Regions from separate parts of the Homo sapiens genome. Here region 1 is linked to region 2. A link is a loop called in an ENCODE intact Hi-C map of the cell type or tissue named here. Cell type or tissue: heart left ventricle. All regions are shown on one strand. Each heading gives the region's core, and the rest is flanking DNA. Links, peaks and the distances in the headings are about the cores only. Region 1 overlaps MGAT5 (alpha-1,6-mannosylglycoprotein 6-beta-N-acetylglucosaminyltransferase). Region 2 overlaps MGAT5 (alpha-1,6-mannosylglycoprotein 6-beta-N-acetylglucosaminyltransferase).

Evidence for each region. A loop is a pair of places that touch in the nucleus more often than their neighbours do. Peaks named below come from ENCODE experiments on the same cell type or tissue, not always from the same donor. Only the 100,000 strongest peaks of a DNase experiment are listed, where the experiment ranks them.
Region 1: a loop joins it to region 2, with 2.7 times the contacts of the local background. A loop is called at or near these places in 5 of 110 quality-filtered maps.

Annotation. Positions count from the first base shown.
Region 1 is chr2:134,298,682-134,307,001 of GRCh38, forward strand. The region is part of intron 2 of MGAT5 (alpha-1,6-mannosylglycoprotein 6-beta-N-acetylglucosaminyltransferase); the gene reads left to right. Among named protein-coding and RNA genes, the nearest start is that of MGAT5, 49 kb to the left of the region's middle. In heart left ventricle, for the core only: no CTCF peak of the experiment used is centred there; no DNase peak of the experiment used is centred there; H3K4me3 peaks cover 254 bases; H3K27ac peaks cover 1,631 bases.
Region 2 is chr2:134,396,655-134,404,990 of GRCh38, forward strand. MGAT5 (alpha-1,6-mannosylglycoprotein 6-beta-N-acetylglucosaminyltransferase) reads left to right here. Exons shown (of 16, transcript NM_002410.5): 11 at 6,334-6,483. Among named protein-coding and RNA genes, the nearest start is that of MGAT5, 150 kb to the left of the region's middle. In heart left ventricle, for the core only: no CTCF peak of the experiment used is centred there; a DNase peak (open chromatin) is centred at 4,787; H3K27ac peaks cover 1,954 bases.

The sequences.
Region 1 (8,320 bases), core at 321-8,320, 98 kb before region 2:
TGGTCTCCTGGAGTCTCTTTTGATTAGATGTGATCAGAAGTATACTTGAGAGCTTAGTCTAGGATAGGAATTGGAGAAGAGGTAGTTCATAATGGTGATGGTTGAGTGTGTTTATGTAGGCAGGAACCATGGGTTGGGATTGGGGCTGGTTGAGTGTTCTGTATGAAAGACGATTCCAGGCAGGAAGCATGAAAGCAATTTAAGACTGTACCTTCCCTCTGAATGAAAAAGTCAAAAGAAGAATGGAAGAAGAAGGAAGTCACATTTAGAAGATAAGAATTCTTCTGCTTTCTTGTGAAAGTTAGTGTCCCATTTGAGAATAATATTCTTACCTAGATCTTCCCAATTGTACTTTTCCTTCTTGCCCAAAAACACTTGCCCATCGTTTCTTCTTCTTCCCTAGAATTTATATCTTTCCAAGCGTCAATACCACTATCATCATCTGTAGTCCACAAAATCTCTGTCAATTCTGTGAGCCAGTGTTATTCTGGAGCATACAAAAGCAGACTGACACATGGCCACTGACTTTGTGGAAGTTGGTCTCACTGGCTTTGCAGTCTTTGTAGGTATGTGCATTTCTGCACACAAACAAATTCCAATTAGAGGATGGTCAAAGCCAACACCAGATTTTTAGTTTTAGATTGTTCAGTATAGACTAAAAATTTTATAGGTGTTCACAGGCACCCTGGAAGTACCTGTGCGAGCTGGAGTACTCTTGTGAAGTTTCACAGATAGAGGAGAGCTTGAGCTAGGCCTGCAGGTAAGGTAGGGTTTGGAATGCTAATTGCAACCTTCATCAAGTTGAATAAATTGAAGTGAGATTTGTATTTAAGGTTTTGTAGCTTTTTTGTTTTTTAAAATGCAGTGTGTCTGAATCAGGATCTTCTTTATTTCAGCAAGATGAACTACAAGTGTTGGTAAAGGTAGTTAAAATCCCCTCTTCTGATTTCATAGTGGTAGAGCCCAAACCCAGTATCTAATATTTATCCCCTGTCCCCTCTTTTATTCCTCATGAATTTTTTCAGATTGGATGTGTACAGACTCCATTCAAAAATTTTAAAAAGTTCCCATTTCAAAGCTGGTTTCCTTTAATCCCATAGTCCATGTCCAAAGGCCTCTTGTTGCAGTTCTCTCTTCCTGTAGCAAACACCCACCCTTGGATCTTCCCTGGAACACACAAACCTTGCTGCTGCTTAAGAAATTCCTCCCTGGCTTTCCAGTTGACTTGCACTCACCTTGAATATAACTCTCTGAATACCTGTAAGCTCATATCATGAAATTTTGTCATATCATTATAGAAAGCTTTAGTGATTACTCTTTGATCTGCAGCCCTGTTGCAGAGGTTGCTGTTATATTCATTTCTATGTTCTAGTGAGCAGAACAGAAGTAAAGTGAAGATTAATTCCTTACACTGTTGGTTGTTCAGTATAACTTTTGCAAGAAGCAACCATTCTCTGACCCTTGGGTTTATTAGCACTGCATGATGCTGGAAAATAATAAATTCCTGATTACCTTTCAGATTTCCCTCATTTAGACCATCTTCTCTTTTCAGTACTTACACTGGCACTTACTGTGTAAGACAGAGCCAGGTCCTGCAGATAGGCTGAAAAATCAAGATGGCATGTTGTAAATCTGAAGTCGGGTGATTTCTGTCGAAGCCTACAGACAGGATTAGGAATGAAATCACAGCCTGCCTTCTGCTGAATGTCTTGAGGGTGAATTATTTCCTAGTACTAGTGACTCTTTCTGCACATGTGCGGTTAACCTTAATGGAGTAAAGGCTGTTTTTTAAACCTCTCTTCAGCTTTGGGCCCAACACTATACACAATTAACTAGTTCACTGCAAATAGGAGACACCTAAATGCACTCAGTGACAGAGAAGAACACTTTACCAACAGTTTGTACTTAAGTCCAAGATTACAATTTCCAAGATGAAGATTAAACTTTAGTTTTATGCACTTTTGTAACCAAACTAAAGAGATGGACCCTTTAGCACTGCCAGCCCACAATGAAATGTAATATTGGAAGTCACTGAAGGTGTTATTTGAGGTGCTTTAGGTTGCATGTGAGCTTGTTGTAGAGTAAGTTCCAGTGAAGGTCGTTGGCAAAGGGTTAGTTGTTAAAGATTAGCAAAGGAAAATTGTCCTTCATCTGTGTGCTTAAGTCACAGAGAAAGCACACATTTAAGCAACTTAGCTTAATTTTCATACCCTGCACAGCCCAGTTCTTAAGTATACAACCTGATGAGTTTTAATAAATGTATATATCTATAAAATCACCACAGGCAAGATAAGGAACATATTCATCACCCCAGAATGTTCCCCCATGCCTCTTTCCATTCAGTCTGCATCCCCCATAGGCACTCTCTACTCTGATTTCAATCACCATAGGTTAATTTTGCCTGTTCTTGAGCATCATCAAAATGAAATCTTACAGTATGAACATTTTTGCAGAGTCCGGCCTCTTTTTCTCAGCATAGCGTTTTCAAGATTGATCCATGGTGCTGCATATGTCAATAGTTTATTCTTTTTAAAAAATCGCAGAGCAGTACTTTGTTGTATGAACATACCATAATTGGTTTATCTGTTTTCCTGATAATGAGCATGTGAGTCATTTCCAGTTGTGAGCTGTTATGAATAATGCTGCTAGAGACACATGAGCCTGTCTTTTTTTCTAAGTAGTAGATTCTATTGCTCTGAAGTTACTCATAACATTCTTTTATTATTCTTTTAACATCTATAGGAATTATAGTGATATCCCTCTTTCATTCTTAATATTACTCATTTATGTTTTCTTTTTCTTGATCCCTCTTGCCAGAGGTTTATAAATCTTATTCATCTTTTTAAAGAACCTACTTTTTTTTGGTTAATTTTTCTCTGTTTAGGATTAAATCAGAGAGGCAGAACTGCCAAGAGAGGCGTGTGTCTATTAAGGGATTTGTCAAAGGGGTTTGACCTTACACAGCTCTGGAAGCTGGTTTAACATTTTCTGTAACGCTGTTGCTTTTATGTCTGATGATGGAGTTGGCATCCACAGGGCAGGCAGCTAGGAAGGGAAGATAAACGGTAACTGGAGGAGAATAAGGACGTGCTGGAACACATGAGTATGAGCTGGAGCTCATAATTACAAAGCAACACTCATGTCAGTTCGCTTTTGGTTTTGGCTTGATTTTGCCTCCAGCCTTGGAGTATGGATATTCCTGCACAAGCTGGGACCCTTTGTCTCAAAATGAAAGAGACCTGGGGGATGCAAGTCTTCACTATTCCACTTCCTAGATACCAAAAAAATTCTTAAATAGTAAGACCAAAGAACTGTATAGGGTAGGGGTTGACAAACTTCTTATGTAAAGCCGGACTTTTTATGTCAGCCAAGTATTAAATATTTTTAGCTTTGCAAACCGTATGGTCTGTGATCTGTTGCAGTGATTTAACTCTGTCATTGTACTACAAGAGCAACACTGGACAATATGTAAATGATTGGCTTGGGCATATTCCAATAAGACTTTATTTACAAAAACAGGCAGTGGGCCAGATTTGGCTTAAGGGCTTTAGTTTGCCATCCCTTGTTACAGAGATTGTAATATATTTTCTTATCACGGTATAGTTAGAGTTAATATTATACATTTCATGTTTAATGCATATTGATTCACCATCCTTTGTACTATTGTTGTTCAATGTCTTACATCTATAAAGGCCTTAAATCTCACTATGCCCTAATATGATTTTTATATTTAGCAGTCAATTGTCTGATAAAGAAATGAAGAGAAGGAAAACACTATAGTGTTTTATATTTAGCCCCATATTAATATTTCTGATTCTCTTAATCCCTTCTGTAGTTCCAAGTTACCATCTAATGTCCTTTCCCTTTCAACCTAGAGCTTCTTTTATTATTTCTTGCCATACAGGTCTGCTGGGGGTGAAATCTTTATTCATTTATCTTAAAAAGGCTTTTTTTGGTAGGGGCTGGCATTTTTCAAAGACATAAATATAGAATTCTGAGCTGACAGTAAGTTTTCTCTCAGCATTTAAGAAATGCTGTGTGTGTGTGTGTGTGTGTGTGTGTGTGTGTGTGTGTGTGTGTGTGTGTGTGTTTTCCAGCCTCCTTCTTCTGACGAGATGTCAGGTGACATTGCCATCTTTGTTCCCTTTTATGTAATGTGTCTTGTTTTTCTCTGTCTGCTTTCAACATTTTCTCTTTCTCATTTGCTTTTAGCAGTTTGATTATAATAAATGTGATTGTCTTTATCTTGTGGTTCACTGAATTGCTGGATCTGAAGTTAATGTTCCTCAACATATTTGGGAAGTTGTCAGCCATTATTTCTTCGAATATTTTTTGTCTCTTTTCTCTTTTCTACCTCTGGGCATCCGTTTACACAAAGGTTCGCCTACATGATGTTCTCCACAGGTCATGGAGACTCTATGTGTTTTATTTGTCTTAGTCTTGAATGTCTCTGTTTTTAGGTTAAGTAATTTCCTTTTTTGTTTTTCAAATTTACTGATCTTTTATTCACTGATGACCGTTTTTCCTTTGTCTTTAATCTTATTTATAATAACCGCTTTAAATTCTTTGTTAGTTCTCCAACAGTTGCGTCATCTTGTTTTTGTTGACTGTTTTTCTTGCCTTGTTCACGTTTTCCTGTTTCTCCACATGTTTAATAATTCTTTATTATGTATTGGACATGACAAGGATATGCTATAGAGTGTCTGGGTTCGGTAAACTTCCTCTGAAGAGTACTGATTTTTTTTCTAGTAGGCAGTTAAATTACTGACTTACTGCCTTGAACTTAAGAAGACTTGCTTTTATGATTTGTTAGGGTGTGTCTGTTTCCATTTTTTTCCCTAGTCTTGGACCATCTGAAGTCCTGGGCCTGATGTGAGGCCCTTCTGGGGTTTCATGGAAAGCCTGAAATGTTGACCCTTTGACTTTTTGGGGTTTAAACTGTGGCTGCCCTGCAGTGAGCAGCAGCTGAAGTCTTGTGAATACTTTGAACTTTTATTGGAGCCTCCCTCACAAATGCTTAGTTTTAGGGTCGCTCAAGAAGTTTAAGGTAGTTTATATACAGACTTTGGGGTTCTCCTCTTTGGGCTCCCTCTTTTTGGGAATATGCTACCTTAATTTTTCACTACTATGCAAAACTTCATTCTATGAAACCTCAAGCCAGTGAGACTGTAGCCTTTTGTTTGCTACCTTCCAGACTTGATAGTCCCCTCTGGGGCACAGCCATATAAATGTGAGTCTTATTCAGTGTAGTTTCCAGAAAGAATTTAAGGATCAAATCCCTTCTAGTTTCTGCTCACTTTCCCTCACTCTTTAGTGTCATATTGTAAGTGTTATCTGTGGGAAGATTGTTCCAATACAAGCTTCTCTGCTATTGCCAATGCATAGTTTCTCTGCTTTGTTTTTAAAGAATCCTAGGTTAACTGTTATGTGGATCTTACACAGGTAGTGTAGTTTAGCAGCGTGCTCTGGGCTGGGAAGCTGTCTGAATTATCTGTTACCACAGTGCTGCCTTCCCCCTGGTTTTGGTATGCATGCTAGCTCTTTTCTGTTAGGTACAATATACAATAACCACCATTTCTAGGTTGGCAAGGACCGTATGTATTTAACAGTTGCTCTCCTATCCGGATGCCATGGCTGGAGGGTAAGCAAGGGACTGCACTTTATTCTGGATACTGGGATGGTGAATGGGTTTTCAGGTAGTAATCCCACCACCTGAGGATCAGTGCCTTCTAAGAGCTAACTCAAAAACCAAATATTCATCTGGGAACAGACTACTTGCTGAAACGAACAAATTCCCAGGCAGTTGAAAACCTTTGTGTTTCCTACTGGGAATAACCTGCATTCACAAATTCATTAGCCTTTTATGTGGAGTTGATGAATAGCATTCCAGGATTATAAGAATACTTGTAACATCCCAGAATATGCACATTAGTCTCTTAACTTTACAAGCAGAGTATTGGTATCCAAATTTACATGGTCTTAACACAAAGCATGTTCTTTTCTACATGAAGGAATACCTGCTAAGGGCCGGGAGAAGTTCTAAGGAATTAAGTTGTAAGATAGCCTGATTTTTTGTTTTTTAACATGTCTTGCTATGTTGCCCAGGCTGGTCTCAACCTACTGGGCACAAGCAGTCTTCCTGCCTCAGCCTTCTCAGTAGGTGGGACTGTAGGCATGCACTACTGCACCTGGCACAATCTGGTTTTTAAGAGGCATCCTAGCCAAGGACATTACCTAGCAGGCTTGGCATGTATATTTTATGCCAATGGCTTGTAGGTTTCATATCACTCTGGATCAGTCACAGTAGACTTACAATTTAAATAGCTTTTAGCCTTTCTTCAAACCGTACCCAAGAATTTGTTGTGCTTGTGGGTGTTTGAAATATTCTGGCTTTCAGCTTCTTTTATACATTCTCTCTGTCCTACTTTCTCTAGGACCAAAACCTTATTATCAAGGTGTCATCTCAATTCTGCATTATCTTGCAATTTATTTTTCTGTTTAAAAAAGTAAGGTAAGAGACCACAACCAAGCAACCAAAACAAAATGAAAACCTCAGTTTATGCGAGACGGTGAAAACAAAAATTTTTCTTGATCTCCTGTTAAGAGAATAGTCGAAGCACTTCCGCCTTGCCTCTAGATGTCTGGCTGGCCAGATAGAATCCCTGTTTCTAACCAACAGCTATAAGACGCTTGTGACAAGTGATTCAGAAAGTGGGCATTGTGTGATATGAAGAGCACACACCTATTTTGGGCAATTTATACTATCTTAAAACAGCCCAAGGATATAGCTAGCCTTCTCTCAGTTATTGATTCCATATTTCTTTTCTTCTTCAGTTGCAAAAAGGAAATACAAATATACACACATAAACTACATGTATGGCTTTGCTTTTCATTTTTAACAAAATCCAAACTCAAGACACCTTTGACAGTTTGATAAGAACAGGCAGAAATCTATGAACTGTGCTTAACATGGAACCCTGTTTTAGAAGAAAAATCAAACCTCTCTTTGAGAGGTTGAAGTGAGATATGGGTGCTCTGTGTTGCAAGGGCATGTCACTGTTACAGTAAGTTATCTGTGTAACACCCTTTCCTTCTTCTAGTAAACTGCATGTGAGAAGAGGGGACTTGGCAAAAGCTTGGCACTATTTTGTTTATTGGAAAAGGAGAATCGTTATAAATATCACCTTAGGCCCCCAACTCGAGAATATAATACAGTTTTGCAAGTATCTTGAATTTTTAATGTCTCCCACCTATTTCTCAGTATATTTTCTTAAATCAAAATTGACAGCTGAGGTTGTCTCAGTATGTTAGCATTATATCTTATTCTTTTAAATGTATGTATAGAAACTTTTTTTTCTGGGAATATATCTGTATAACTTTTTGTTTGTTTTGATGTATAAAACTAGCATTCTCCTAGTTTATTTCCTATTAGGCCCATTTGTTGTAACTAAGTACATATATGATACCCACGTGGAATATTTCATATCCTTTACATCATTACTTAAAATACTAAGGAACATTTTGTTGCAGAAGAAATGATAGCAAAAATTAAATATAAACTTACAGAAAATGGTATTTACATAGAAATGAATACATGCAGAGTTTTGCATTAAAAAGCACTCTAATTATCCAAACTATATTACAAACTCAGTTTTGTCTTCCAGTCTCAAAGCTGCTAGAATATATATAGCATACACTGTTTTGCTATTATATTCATTGAAAAAGATCTAAAGCATTTTTGTCGTTGACTATACCTCATACCCCACCAAGCATTGTGACAAAATTAATTAGGGACGGACAAGACAGGCACAGAGAATATACAATAGGACGAGTATATTGTACAAATAGATTAAATGATCTAATGAGAGCTAGTGTGTGATGTTTCAGTGTGGTGCAGGCAATCTCTCCTTCTCATGGCTTTATCTTTTTCAAAATCCCATATTTTACTTCGGAAGTTTGTCCTGAGGGTGAATGAGGCTATAAATGAGTGCCAGGTACAGTACCTGGAGCCAGGGTGACTCAGATGTTAGAAGGCTTTGCTGACTCTGTTTTTTGAGTGAAGAAACTCCTGAAGGTTAAGTAACCTGCTCAGCTTATGTGATTAATAAAAGGCAGAGAGATAATCCCAGCTGAGATCTCTTACAAGACAAAGCCCCTGCCTTTTCCAGGGCATAGTCATGACATTTTCTACCTTTTTCATTGCTGAGGTTCAGTGTGGTCAAGGACTTTAAAAGACCGGGACATGCGGGTGCTACTCTCTGCTGATACATTTCAGTGTCAGTTCCAGGAGCAGGCCTCTTCCTAATGAGGAGGCATCTTG
Region 2 (8,336 bases), core at 279-8,278:
ATGTTTCCCACAAGTCCATAAGTCCTTTGTGGTTTGTGTGCCTGCCCTCCTTGTGTTTTTCACTCAGCCAGCTTGTATTTACTGAGCGCTCGCTCGCCCTGTGCCAGGCCTCTGCCAAGCCTACTGGTTCTGCCCTGGAGAAGTTCACAGTTCCAGCCATCTGGGAACATCCAGTGACAGTGCAGCCCAAGCAGGAAGATGGTTAAGGCACAGAGGAGACAGCATTGACCTTCACCTGGGTGGATCCAGGACTGCCTGCTTGTAAAGGAGGAGGAGGCAGGAGTCCATCCAGAAGAAAAGGAGGGAGGAGAGAAGGTTCTTTTGGGCATTAGCAGTGGCAGACCAGGTGTGAGAGAGCAGGAGAGGTTTGGGAATGAGGGATAAGTTAAGTGTAGGCAGAGACCTTAGCAGATGACAGAGGGAATAGTTGGAGTTAAAGCTGGAGAGCTTGCAGAAGCCCAGATTGTGAAGGGCCTTGTGTGCAGTGTTGGGAAGCTCTTTATATAGGGGAACAAAACTTTGAGTTTTGGAACCTAGTGACAATAAGGAGGATGGGTTGAAGGAATGAGAGCCTACAGACAATGTCTTAGCCCACAGCCTCTAGGAAGCAGGGCCTGAGACAAAGACTAAAGTACCAATATTTTGCTGCAGAAGGAGTTGCAAATCCAGGGCAGCAAGGATGAAGGAAAAGGGAAGTGCAGGGTAACAGACGGTGTGTCTGACCATGCTGGCTCCTGCCTCACCAGGGGCCACAGAGACACAGCAGCACATTGGGCTGCCTGGACTCTCCCCAAAGGCCTGCAAGGAGGAGCTCTACCTTGGAATAGTGGAATAGTCTGGAGGAGAGAAAGGAGGTGGGTTTTATTCGCCCTGCTCCTTCCTGTGTCCTGTTTGCCATCAACCTTGGTTCACCTCATAGATTTCTAAGGCCCCTATAATTCTGCGATGCTATTTAGGAAGGAGGACCCCATCACCCCATCCCATGGTAAGCTTATTCCCCATCTGGCAGCAGAGGGCAGCCTGGTTTGTGTGAGCACTGACTGAAAAAGAGAGGAGCAGGGGCAATCTGAAAGGGCTCCTAAGGAGCGTGCCACTGTTGAGACAACGAGCCCAGCCCAGACATTACGATAGCAGTTCATGCAGGAGGGGGCTGGCAGAGCAAATGGAGGCGACCTGTAGTGGAGGGAGGTTTACAAGATCTTCATTCTGTGCAGTTGACAGCCCCAACCCCAACCTTTATAGGAGTTACGTTACAGTAACAGTAAAGTACTCCCATGGCTGGTTCTGGTCAATGCATACTCTGTGGCCTTGTGTTTCTTAAATAAAAAATAGGATTCATTATTGTATGTTTGTAAAACCAGGTAACAGGCCGATTTCCATATTTGTGGGGAAAGAGGAGGAGCTGCCACAGGCTGAGTATCCCTTATCCAAAATTCTTGGGACCAGAAGTGTTTTTGATTTTGGATTTTTTCAGATTTGGAGATATTAGCAAATACTTAACTGGTTGAACATCCATATTCCCGAAAATCTGAAGTTGAAAATTCTCCAGTGCTCAGCATTTTGGATGACGTGAGCTGTGGACCGAGACCCTGCCACTGTCCTGTTAGGCCTTCTCTGTAGGACTTAAATTTTTCTCTGCCCTCCATGGAGTGGGACACACGCTTGCCTCTGCAGCCTGGTTTTGTCACCCTGGAGAGGGATTGACAGCACTTCCCAGGGAGGACTACTGCTGCCTAAGACTCACAGATGTTCACCCTGGAGGAGCCAACTTTGGGCTGAGCTGCAGAATTTTTTAATGACAGGTCATAAGGTGCTGCGTGAATGAGGGGAACTGACGTCCAGGAGAAATATGTGTGTCTGCAGTGGGGAGCAGGGGTGTTACTGGGGAGGATACTGCTATTCACCAAAGAACATTCCTATACCCTAATTCACCAGCTAAAAAGGAAGTTGGAGATCAAAGAGATATCCGCATCCCCATGTTTATTGCAGCACTATTTACAATAGCCAAGATACGGAATTAGCTTGAGTGTCCATCAGCGGATGAATGGATAAAGAAAATATGTACATAATGGAATACGATTCGGCCATTTAAAAAAATGGCAGTCTGTAGTTTGCAGCAATATGGATGGAGCTGGAGATCATTATGTTAAGTGAAATAAGCAAGTCACAGATGTCGAATGTTCTCACTCCTATGTAGGAGCTAAAAAGGTGGCCCTCATGGAGGTAGAAAGTAGAATGACAGATACCAGAGGCTGGGAAAAGGGGTAGGTGGGAATAAAGAGTAGTGAGTTAATGTGCAAACATAAAGGTGGATAGAAGGAATAAGTTCTAGTGTTCAATAGTAGACAAGGGTGACTATAGTTACCAACAGTATATTGTCTATTTCAGATTAGCTAGAAGAAAGGACTTGAAATGTTCCCAAAACAAAGAAATGATAAATGTTTGAGGTGATGGATACCCTAAATACCCTGATTTGATCATCACATGTAGTATCCATGTATTGAAATATCCCATATATCCCATAAACATGTACAATTATTATCAATTTAAAAATGTTGTAAAATAAGTTGGGGAAAGCTTCTGATTCTCTAGTTCTGCATTCTACCACTCCCCCCTGCTGTGGACTTACAGGAGTGTTGCGTAAATTGAATTGTTTTTCTAAAGCTTTCTCTCCAAGCTCTAAATATCTTATGACTGGTTCTGAACATGTACCTGCCTCCAGCTACAACCATAAACAGCTGAAGAGACACTGACAACACTGCTCATTGACTCCAGCATGCGCTCTCCTTCCCTTTGCATCTCCTCCCCTCAAATGAGCTTAGGTGGATTTAAGTTTTAATCAGTTAGATCAGTTGTTCTTAATGAGAATTTAAATTGAACTAGAGAATAAAAGCATTAGGGGGGTTGCTGGTTGCTCAGCTGGAACCTTTGGGCGACAGAGGTGGTTGCATGCTGTGATATGATACTCAGTGCAGGCCCTTTTTGACTGCATCTCCAGAGATCTGTTGGTGATAAAGTTTTTAGAGCAGATAATTTTCTTTGACCTTAGTCTCTTAAGTTGGAGAAGGAAAGCTTTCTAAGAAGTGATCTCGATCCAGTTCTTAGATCAGTGGGACATACAGGTCTATGGTGGTCACCTATGGTCACCTTCACCCTGGGCCTGGATGACCAAAGTAAGGGAAGGGAAGGGGGAGTGTATGCTGGAAAATGTCTCTTACCTCTAACGCCCTCCCCATTTTGAGCCTTCCCATGTGTAGGGGAAAGGCAGACAAAGACACCTTTAATTTTAAAAATCCTGAATATCCTGCATCTTAAACACAAAAGATAAGAGTGTCCATGAAGACAGAAGGGGATCCTTTGAGCCCCTTGATGGCAAGAACTGACCCTTCCATCCTGGAGAAGAGGAGACCAATTTGATATTATGGAGGCAGAATATACAGGACTGTGTGACTAATTCGACATGTGTGTCCATGGAGCTTGAAGGGGACAGAACCACAGGTGCAAAACTGGTGTAGGTACTTGGCTGGGAGTTTGGTATGAGAGGCTTCTGGGGCACCTTTACCTGGAATAGGCAGCGTGGTTCATCTGCACCAGGATTCTACTCAGAACTCTTACAAGTGGTAACAAGAGACCTGAGGTAGAAGTACCTAATTGTTACATCAATGTCAAAGGCTAAAGTTAGGCTTGAAACATTTTTTTTCCTCTAATCAGCTGTTGGGATTTTCACGTTTATGAAATTGGTAAATCCTTTCTGAAGGTAATCTCTAGTTTTGATTTTACCATGCCTAAAAGTTAGTAAGTTCATACACTTTATTAGTCTTTACATATACCTCTTTATATTTGCCTGAACTTGCCCCCTTGTTATACTTCAAGAAACCCCAGCCTTTTCTGGGATTTAATGGTAATACATATGTAATCTAGTACCTTGTTACTTTCCCAGGCATTTAGTCTGGGAACCCTAATCTTGAGTCTGTCTACAGTGGATATTTTTCTCCAGGACAGGAACCAAATGGGCCAGTTACTGGTCTACCCTGTAGCTCACCACAGACATAGCCTAGGGGCCTTTGGCCCATCTTCACTAGTTGGCAACTGGCTTTTTAGGCGAAATGCCTCCTTTTGCATAAAGGAGAGATGCCTGTCCCCACCTGCACCGCCCATCTCCTGCTTTAAGGCCAGCAAGATGTCCCGAGAGGCCTCCTTGTAGATGAGTGAAATCCACACAGGGAAACTCAAGTAAAAATATGGGGTGGGGTCTGGGAAGAGCTGTGTTTATTATAAGGATCCAGAGGGACCTGGGGAATTTAGGATAGGGAACCACTGTGGGTGGGATAAGAACCAGAGTGGCTCCAGGCCCTAGTTTTTTCTCCTCTGTCTCTCTGCTTTCTTTTCCCACTCTCTTCTCTCCCCTTCCTTCTCCTTATTCTTCTTCTACTCCTCTTTTTTTTTCTAGCTCTGTGTCATGCTTGCAGTGGTGATGTTTTGGTTGTAGTCATGCTCTTGGGTCCCTCTTATGACCGACTGTCTGCGTCTTCCCCTCTCCTTTAGCCTTTACTTGGTTCTTTTCCCAACCCACCCGCCAAAACTGGCAACCAGCTTCCTCAGAACTTGTTATCTGGCTCGTAATTGCCCAGACTCCAACGCTCAAATGACCTTTTTGCTCTAAAGCCAGTGGCCATCTGGCAGTAATCTCCCTGTATACAGGATTCTGAGTTCCCAAGAGAGCATCTGGTTGGCTCCCCTTGCCTTCCTGAGTCTGCTACATCATTCCTGGGCTGCTGGCCAGCCTAGGAGTGGGTCCCCTCAGGTCAGACACACCCTGGGCAGGTCAGCAGCCAGCAGTGGGCACAGGGTAACAGAGCCCCCTGCCTACTTAACAGGAGCTGTGGGTGGGGGCAGGAGTTACCAGATACATCTAGCACAAGAACCATATCCTAGAACCCTTCAAACTAACATATGCCAGGTAGGTGTAAGCTTCTGTACTAATTTAAAACTATACATTTCTAAGTTAATGAATTCAGCATCTTGCGGCCATACCAGACATGGCATGGAATTAAACTTTCAGTCCCACTGTTCATTTTATTCATACATTAGGGTGGCAAGGGTGGTCTTGCTCATTGCAAGCAAAGTCATCCTGGTTCATGAAATGAAGAATGTGGACTGTGCAGTTTTCCCAGTCATGAAGACTTTTGATACATCACTTGAAATGTTCCTCCTGAAGTTGAGGGTCCTTTGTAATATCACCAGGGCAGTGAATGGCAGAGACCAGATCATGAATCGCTTCATTTAGAGCCTGCCTCCGGGCTTCCCTGCACTCTGTGGCTGCTAATACCACACCCCTGTGTCCCTTGTGGTCTTAAGTCACAAAACCAGCTATTATTAGATTTGCCTGGAGTGTCTGAAAACAGGCTTAGAATGAGGAAACCTTGTCCCACTTTTATACAACTGGAAAACATTACAGAATTTGACTTTTTGAAAATTTCCCAAAAAAAGGAAAAGAAAAACCCACAAACCCCAGCTTGTACAGTTTAGTCACAGGGAAACACAGAGGTAAAAAAGGTGAACTTGCTTCCACTTCACAGGTGGTTTTGATTTAGAAAACGTGCCTCAAAATTCAGTGCCTACAAATACAAGAAAAGGGGTTTGGTTGTGCTTCTAATAGTATAAGTAAAATTACTCTTGAATGTTTCAGGGCTCATCAAAATTTACATTTATTCTCTTTTTTCTACTTTTATCTACCTGAGTATTCTCATTATCTCTCCAGCTGTGAGAAACTCTCATCTTCCCATGATCCCAAATTAGGTGGGATCCAGTTCTGACAACATGAGTTAATCATCACTAGAAACATTGGCAAGAGCTGGGGAATGTTTGTATTCCTCTGGGACAGCTTAGCATCTCTGGGTAAATGTTGCAGTCCAACTGACTGCCTTCCCCGGGCTGTCCTTCCCCAAACTTCCTCTCCTAGAGGTAGGAAGAGCCAAAATCAACTGTTAGGTCTGTGGTAATTTACAAAGCAAGGATGATATTTCAAAACAGTTGGCTATATAATGTATTTCCTCTTGCAAAATTATACAGTTGGTATTCAGTAATATGTTGCCATATAATGTATTTCTTCTTAAAAAATTATACAATGGCTATATGACTGTTTATGTCCACAAAGTCCAGCCAGATTACTTTTCAAAGAAATTTTAGCAGTTTGATTGCCAAATTCCTGTGATCTCCATATTAAGAACTCTCTGTCTGTGGCCTCTAGTCTTAGAAGTTCTAGTCCATGATACAGGTTGTTATGCAAATGAAAGAAAAAGAGAAATGTCTTGTGCTTGTTTTCTTCTTTAGAATAAGAAGATCTACTTGGACATTATTCACACATACATGGAAGTGCATGCAACTGTTTATGGCTCCAGCACAAAGAATATTCCCAGTTACGTGAAAAACCATGGTATCCTCAGTGGACGGGACCTGCAGTTCCTTCTTCGAGAAACCAAGGTAAAAATTCACCACGGATGTGGTGTTCAGGTTATTGCCATTGGCTGTGAAAATGGGATCAGAATATTTCATGCTTGTTTTTCAATGCTGCAATAAACTCTTGTGGCTATTTTGGGGCAGCAGTTTGCTAGACCAATGGCAGCTGAAAAGTAAGTGAATTGTGGAATGAGATTGCTACAGTTTTTTTCATTGATTTATTCAAAAATCGTATTTACTAAGGACCTACTCAGTGTTAGGTGTCAAGCAAGGGGCTAAGGATAAGGCTGCAAATGGAAAAGGTAAAGCCCTGCCTGGAAGGACAGACTTTCTAATAGAGCAGCAGCTTTCATAGTAAGCCAGGGGTGCTGAACTCTTCCCCCAACCCAATCATCACTGTTCAAGGAGTGGGTTTCCCAACCAGCTTTTCCTCATACCTCCTTGTTCACCAAGTACGCATTGGACAGTGAAGAAGTTCAGATGAGGGCAAAGTCCCTGTGGGCTCAGGAAGCAGAGCAAGCATCAGGAGAGATGCAAGAGATGAAAGATGGATGGAGTGTAGACACACCTGGCATGTGGGCCAGACAGGAGTTAGAGTCAGGTGGTGGAGGTGGAGGTGGCATATTCAGGAAAGAGCTAGAAGCCAACCCAGCTAGTCTAAGTGTTGAAAAATAGTGGAGGTAAAATTGGATGAGGGAATGTGAGGGTCTGATTGGCACAGATGGAGGCAGAGTTCACACCATGTGGTGGAGGTAGCCGGGCAAGCCCTTGAGGATCATTTTGCTCAGCAGTAGCATGATGACGTGTTGCTTTGACACTGTAGGGAAGTCCACCCAGTGGTCTGTGTTTTTTCTGTAATGGTGCCATGGAAGTACCAAATGAAGTTCGGGAACTTGTGAAGAAACCAGAGTTTGGCCTTGAAGGGTTGGCTGGCATTTCAGTGTATTAGATAAACTCCCTCAGGTTTATTAATAAGTTTTTATGAATTTCACAAATATTTATTGAGTAGCTGCAATGTGCTAGGCGTTGTACAAGGGATGCAAGTGTGAAGAAGGCACATGGATCTCTCTTGTGGTATGTCCTAAGCACAAGGAAGCTTATTTTCAGTAGTGGATTTCTCAGCTCTCATCTCTGGCTCGCTTTGTTTTCATGTTCAAGGTAGGGGAGAGAGGTTGAGCAGGTGGACTTCTAGGGCATAATCTCAGTTGTCCAATCATTATGTGATACTTCATTTATAAAAAGTGTATTCACATATGCTATCCTCTTTGATTCTCACAACAGCATTAAGAGGTAGATAGAGCAGGTATTATTGTTAACTTTATTTTGAACATGAGGAAATAGGCTACAGAGTTTGGCTTGCCCACAGTAAACTGGGGTCAAGTCCTGGAGGTGGCCCTAACTCATGATTTTTTTAATTGCACATTAAAGCTCTGCTAGCCCCTTGATGTACTATCGTCATAAACACTCAAACTTAAGAACTCTTAGTGGACACCCACTAGCCAAAAGAATGTATATCTCCTCTTTGCCTCAGTTTCTCCATCTGTAAATGCATTTGATCCTATCTACGTCCAAGGCATTTGTATGATGCCACAAATAAAATGATTTGACAATTTCTTTAGCTTATTGGCCAAAGACCTGGTTTGTTTTAAGATTTTATTTCCTTCCAAGGTCATCTGTAGTCTGATGACTGTTTTTTGTTATCCAGGAGTGAAGTGTGTTCTCTAGTTTTCACTATTTGCTTTCTATCACCTTCTGTCTTAGGCTGACATTTCAGAATCATCAGAATGTCTGGGCCCTTTAATGGCAGTGCTGTTTTTGCCATTTGCCTCATTTTACTTTTCTCCACATCAGATTGTGGAAAGAGCTCAAGCTCCTTT